2 separate regions of the Homo sapiens genome follow, and region 2 is linked to region 1. Evidence: chromatin loops called from intact Hi-C (ENCODE). Cell type or tissue: heart left ventricle. All regions are shown on one strand. Links, peaks and the distances in the headings refer to the core of each region. The heading gives the core; the rest is flanking DNA. Region 1 has its middle 120 kb from the start of LINC02553. Region 2 overlaps JRKL-AS1 (JRKL antisense RNA 1).

The links. A loop is a pair of places that touch in the nucleus more often than their neighbours do. Peaks named below come from ENCODE experiments on the same cell type or tissue, not always from the same donor. Only the 100,000 strongest peaks of a DNase experiment are listed, where the experiment ranks them.
Region 2: it touches region 1 in a loop (13-fold over the local background); 39 of 110 quality-filtered maps call a loop at or near these places.

What each region holds. Positions count from the first base shown.
Region 1 is chr11:97,139,695-97,142,616 of GRCh38, reverse strand. No RefSeq gene overlaps it. Among named protein-coding and RNA genes, the nearest start is that of LINC02553, 120 kb to the left of the region's middle. In heart left ventricle, for the core only: a CTCF peak has its summit at 1,526 (motif pointing right); no DNase peak of the experiment used is centred there.
Region 2 is chr11:96,463,729-96,466,650 of GRCh38, reverse strand. All of the region lies in intron 1 of JRKL-AS1 (JRKL antisense RNA 1), which reads left to right. Among named protein-coding and RNA genes, the nearest start is that of JRKL-AS1, 42 kb to the left of the region's middle. In heart left ventricle, for the core only: CTCF peaks have their summits at 1,738 (motif pointing left) and 2,649 (motif pointing left); a DNase peak (open chromatin) is centred at 2,570; H3K4me3 peaks cover 813 bases; H3K27ac peaks cover 226 bases.

The DNA of each region.
Region 1 (2,922 bases), core at 148-2,647:
TATGAAGTCATAAAAAATGATGAGTTCATGTCCTTTGTAGGGACATGGATGAAGCTGGAAATCATCATTCTCAGCAAACTATCGCAAGGACAAAAATCCAAACACCACATGTTCTCACTCATAGGTGGGAATTGAACAATGAGAACACATGGACACAGGAAGGGGAACATCACACACTGGGGCCTGTTTTGGGGTGGGGGGAGGGGGGAGGGATAGCATTAGGAGATATACCTAATGTTAAATGACGAGTTAATGGGTGCAGCACACCAACATGGCAAATGTATACATATGTAACAAACCTGCACGTTGTGCACATGTACCCTAAAACTTAAAGTATAATAAAAAAAAGGTTCCAATGAAAATAGTAGACAACATAAAAGAATAAGTGGGTAATATAAACATAGAGATGATAGCCTAAGAAATAATCAAAAGAAAATACTGGAAATTAAAAATAGCCACAATGGAAATAATTGATTTGATAGGCTAAAACTAAAGAGATGGAAATTGATAGGCCATGCTAAAACTAATAAAGTCAAAGTGGCTATATTAATCAGACAAATATCACTTTAGAACATGGAAAATTATTAGGGCTAAAGGGGACATAATATAATGATAAAAGAGTAATTCTCCACACAGAAAAAAAATATTGATTATATATGCAACTAGCATTATTCTATGACAATATAAGAGGCAATTAGGCAAGAAGACTCCCACCTCTGTGGAACCTAATGCAGCAACATGGCTACACTGGATTGACCCAAGAAGGCAAGCAACAGCTCCTTGCAGACCCAAAGCTTGCCCAATGACCCTATCAAGGCAGCGAGAGTCCTACCTTCGCATGTCAGAGAAGAGAAAGACCTACACTGGCTTGACCCAGCAAGGTAAGCAGCAGCTCCACACAGACAAAATGCCTGCCCAGTGATCCAACCAGGCAAAGAAACTCCCACTTCTGTGTATTTTGGAGAAACACAGAGGATAGTGCTTGATGCAGGAGGTCAAACAGCCAATCAATTTACAATAGACCCAATCTATAGCTCCACCTAGACAGGTGGGCAATCCACAATCACACATTTCTGGGAAGTATATCCTTGAGTTCCACCAGAGCAACAACTCCATCTAACCTTGAATCCCTGCCTGCAATGCTCCCCAACTTCAGATCCCAAATAGCAGAATTGCCCAGTCAGGGAATAAATCATGTGACTTTCTGACCAGAAGTCATTGTAGTACTCAGCCAGCAGCTTCACCTGAGAGCAGAGCCCAGCCAGTGGTTTCAAAGGTGAGCAGAGTAGCACCATTTGACGTCAGAAAGAAAAAAAAAATGGTAGCACAGCCAACTAGAAGACGCACAACCATATATTTACAATTAATTCAAGACCACTTTCAAATAGCATTATACCAGTTTACAGGAGGTATGGCACTCATACCACCTGGGTCATCACCAGCTAGCCCTTTCAGAATCACAGGATAAACTAAATAGTAAAGCTCTGTGATAACTGCCAAAGAATACCTGTAAAAGCCAGAAGAGGGAGCTGTCTCCTCAAATGCACAGAAACAAAACAAACAAAACAAAACAAAAACACATAAGGACATTAGGATTATGAAGACTCAGGGAATCATGGCACTTTCAAAAGAAAGTAATAAACTCTAATAATGAACCACAAATAAATGGAAATGTATAAAATGACAAACAATTCACAATAATCCTTATTGAGAACTCCAGTAGACTATAAGAATATACAGATAAAAAATTTAATAAAATTTGGAAAATAACACACAAAAAAGCAAGAAGAAAAAAATTTGGAGGAATAAAAAAACAGAAATCTTAGAGATGAATAATACAATAACTGAAAAATTCAAAATAAAGTTTCAACAGCAAAATAGGTTAAGCAGAATAAAAATTAATGAGCTGTAACAGAATATTTGAAATTATTCACTCAGAAAAGCAAAAAGACAAAAGAATTAAAAAGAATGAAGAAAGACTGTGAGAATTATGGGACATGATCACGAGATCAAACTTTTGCATAATATATTTTGCAGAAGAAGAAAGAGAAAAGGGGCCAGAGGCATATTTAATGAAATAGTGACTGAAAACTTTCCAAATCTTGGGACAGATGACAACACACATATACAGGAAGCAAACAGCTCTCCAATGAAATTCAATCCAAAGAGAAGTACCCCAAGACATGCAGTAAACTATCAAATATCAAAGGAAAAAATAGGAAAGCAGCAAGAAATAAGAAATGCGTCTCATTCAAAGGAATGCCAGCACATCTATCAGCAAATTTCTTAACCAAAACCAAACAAGCCAGGAAGGAATGGAATGTTATATTCAAAGTGTGGAAGAAAAAAAAACTGCCAAAGTTTCATATTTAGTATTGAAGGTTAATATATAAAACTATTAAAAATAACAGTAATTATACTAATTTCTTGAGTAATATGCAATATAAAAAGACGTAAATTGTGACATAAAAACTTAAAATAATTTAAAATGGTGGGTGTGGAGTTAAAATATATCATCCTTTTTATTGTAATCAAATTAAAGTTGTTGTCACCTTAAAATAAACTGTTACAAGATGTTTTTATAAGCCTTATGGTAAAACAAAACCTTATAATAGATACACTAAAAATAAGAAGCAAGGAATTCAAACATACTACTAGACAAAGCAACTAAACCACACAGAACAGCAGGAGATGAAGAAAGGAAGAAAATATTTTTAAAACAACTAGAAAACAATTAACAAAGTAGCAGCAATAAGTCCTTAATCACCTTTCAACAATCACCTTAATTGTAAGCAGAATTAAAATCTCCAATTAAAAGACACATAGTAAATGAACATATATTTAAAAAAAACGACCCAATTATATGCTGCCTTCAAGAGACTACCAGAAATAACACACACTGACTGAGGGAAAAAATAAAAA
Region 2 (2,922 bases), core at 295-2,794, 680 kb after region 1:
TGGTTATTCTTGTTGGATGCACCTGAGGAGAGCATTGGAGACAATGCCATTCTAGGGGAAGGAGCAGCTTTCTCAGCCTGCCTCTTGCCCAAGAAAATTGGGGCACAAATCATCTCAAACAGTTACAGTCTCTTTGAATTGAAGATGACAGTGCTTTTGGCAGTACAACTCTTTCAAAGATATAGCTATTTATCTATGTGATTACATTTCTGTGTGCCAGTAGCTGCTACCACAATTATTTTGTAGATGTATGTTTTTCTTTAGACTTAATTAAAGATATTGTGTGCTTATCTAGTTATGGCAGAACTGTGCCCTTAGGATTTGTGGCCACACCCCTAATTTTAGCTGTACCTATGTCTTAATCAGTGTTTTTGGCTCAAAACATTTCTTAATTTTATTTTTTATCAATTGATGATTGAAAACAGTTTCACTTTTCAACTCTGAAATCCCAAAATTTGGGACTCTGTGTTTTCTATTTCACTCCTTCCTACAAACAGGCCAGTTATTTTCTGTATTTATTTCCTTTTAAAAATATCTTATCAAATGTAGCTAATAACCAACTCACACTAGAAATATTCCTTTTAAATACCCCGCCAGCCAAAGCTACAATTTCATGAGGTATACTCTCTGCCTCCAAACTTATCACCATTGCAGAAAAACTATATTACATCGATCACCACTTTTTTTCAATTTCCTTTACAGTTTTCTTACCACCTACTGCTTTATCCTGAAGCAATTGTGACACCATTTTTATTTTCATAAAGTAGTTCCCCACTCGTCATATCAATTTCTATATGAGTCAGTTTGCTGCACAAAAAGCAACCCTAAAACTCTAGTGGCTTACAACAGTAAACAGGTTTCTTGCCCAAGTAACATGCCAGCGAGTGTCACTTGGCTCTGAAAACCTTGGCTCTGTTCCATAGAGCTTCACATTCAGGGACCCAGGCTGACAGGCAGCCACTCATGCATTCTCATAACACATGCATTCTCATGGCAAAAGGGAAAGGCAAGAGGCTAATGCCTTTATTCTTAAATCATATTTAAGGTCTTTCCTTGAAATTGGCATCGTTATTCTTCTCACATTCCATTGACCAAGCTCAGCATGATGGCATGGGTAATTTTCCTCCCATTGGGAAAAAGGTGGAGTAAATATTTGCAAATAATAATACAACCTGACCACATGCTGTACTGAAAGACCTGAGTAATAAAATTTTAGAGTTGGAGATATACTACGCAACACCAGAAAACTGGTGCAATTAGAAGGATTTTCACGAGATTAATTATTTTTTTCATCATTCTGCAAAGAAACTATAAGAAACCAATGTAGCAGTTGATTTTATGCTGTGAAACATCACAAAGATGTCGTTCCAAAGTGATTAATATCCAGAATTGCTTCTATAAAAGAAAAACATAAAAAGAGAAGCATAAGTGTTCTTAAATTTTTACTTTGCTTTATAAAAATTAAAAATGTATGATAGTAAAGTACATTTTATGTATGGTTGCAAAAGCAATCTGAATTTGCTAAGTCCCTCTAGTTTACATTTGATGCAGTCAAGGACTTTTCGTCACAATCAGAAGAAGCATTAGAAAGAAAAAAATCTGTCCAGAATTATGGGGTGTTTCTAATTATTCCTAAATAATTCACAAATGTTAGTAAATGCAGAGATTCCGTTTGAATGGGAGCCCTGCTGAGCTAAAGGCCTCAGAAAGATAACAGGGTAATGAGTGCCCTCTAGTGGTAAATCAAAGCTTTTGACTTGTAAACAGAACAGAGAGAGAATGTCGTTTTCCTCATTTTGCTGCTTAAGCTGTACTCTGCGGACGAAGGGGAAAATGTTGAATCTCAACATTCTAAGACTCCTTTTTCCTGTGCCTGAAACTTGTTTATTTGATACTTAAAAGTATTAAGCAATTCAATTCTCCTCACGTAAGAATAATAGATGTTATATGTCTATTACTTTCTTATCCTAAAGCTGTCACAAGTATATATTCAATTTTATTTTTAAAAAGAAATAAAATTTTTACCCCGGGGATGTAGCTTGAAGAATAATTTGCAATTTAGATTTTGTTTGTATTGATTACAGGTCAGCACAATCACCAAGAAGAAATATCTAAGTAGTTTCCAACTCCTGATATTTCCAAAATGATTACAGATTTTATTATTCAAGGTCACAGTCACCTCATTTTACCAGTGTCAATGAAAACCTGATGTTATCTGTTAATTAAGAATCTCCATGGCGGCCGGGCGCTGTGGCTCACGCCTGTAATCCCAGCACTTTGGGGGACCGAGGCAGGCAGATCACCTGAGGTCAGGAGTGCACGACCAGCCTGGCCAACATGGTGAAACCCCGTCTCTACTAAAAATACAAAAAATTAGCTGGGCGTGGTGGCGGGTGCCTGTAATCCCAGCTACTTGGGAGGTTGAGGCAGGAGAATTGTTTGAACCTGGTAGATGGAGGTTGCAGTGAGCCGAGATCGCGCCATTGCACTCTAGCCTGGGGCAACAAGAGAGAAACTCGGTCTCAAAAAAAAAAAAAAGAATCACCATGGCAATGAAAATGGATATCTTAAGTGCTGCTGCTGCCGCCGCTACCACTGATGCCACTGCAATTTATGTGTGAGTTCCAAGTGCCCTCTACTGGGCAAAATACAGTGGGTGAACAAGCTGTCTGGATTCTAGTCTGGATCAGCCCTCTCCCCTTGGAGTTCCTAATCAAGCTGAAATACCATTTTAAAAATGTAAAAGCTCAACCTATGTAAAGACCATAGGATCAGACTTTATGCTAAAATCGTGGAAGGAAAAAATCATTAAAGCTTTATTGTATATGGATGAATAGTTTGCAAATACCATGCTTTTCCTTTTTACTCAAATCTCATTTCAAATACGATTGCCTCCATGAGAAATTAGAAGCTATTAGAAAA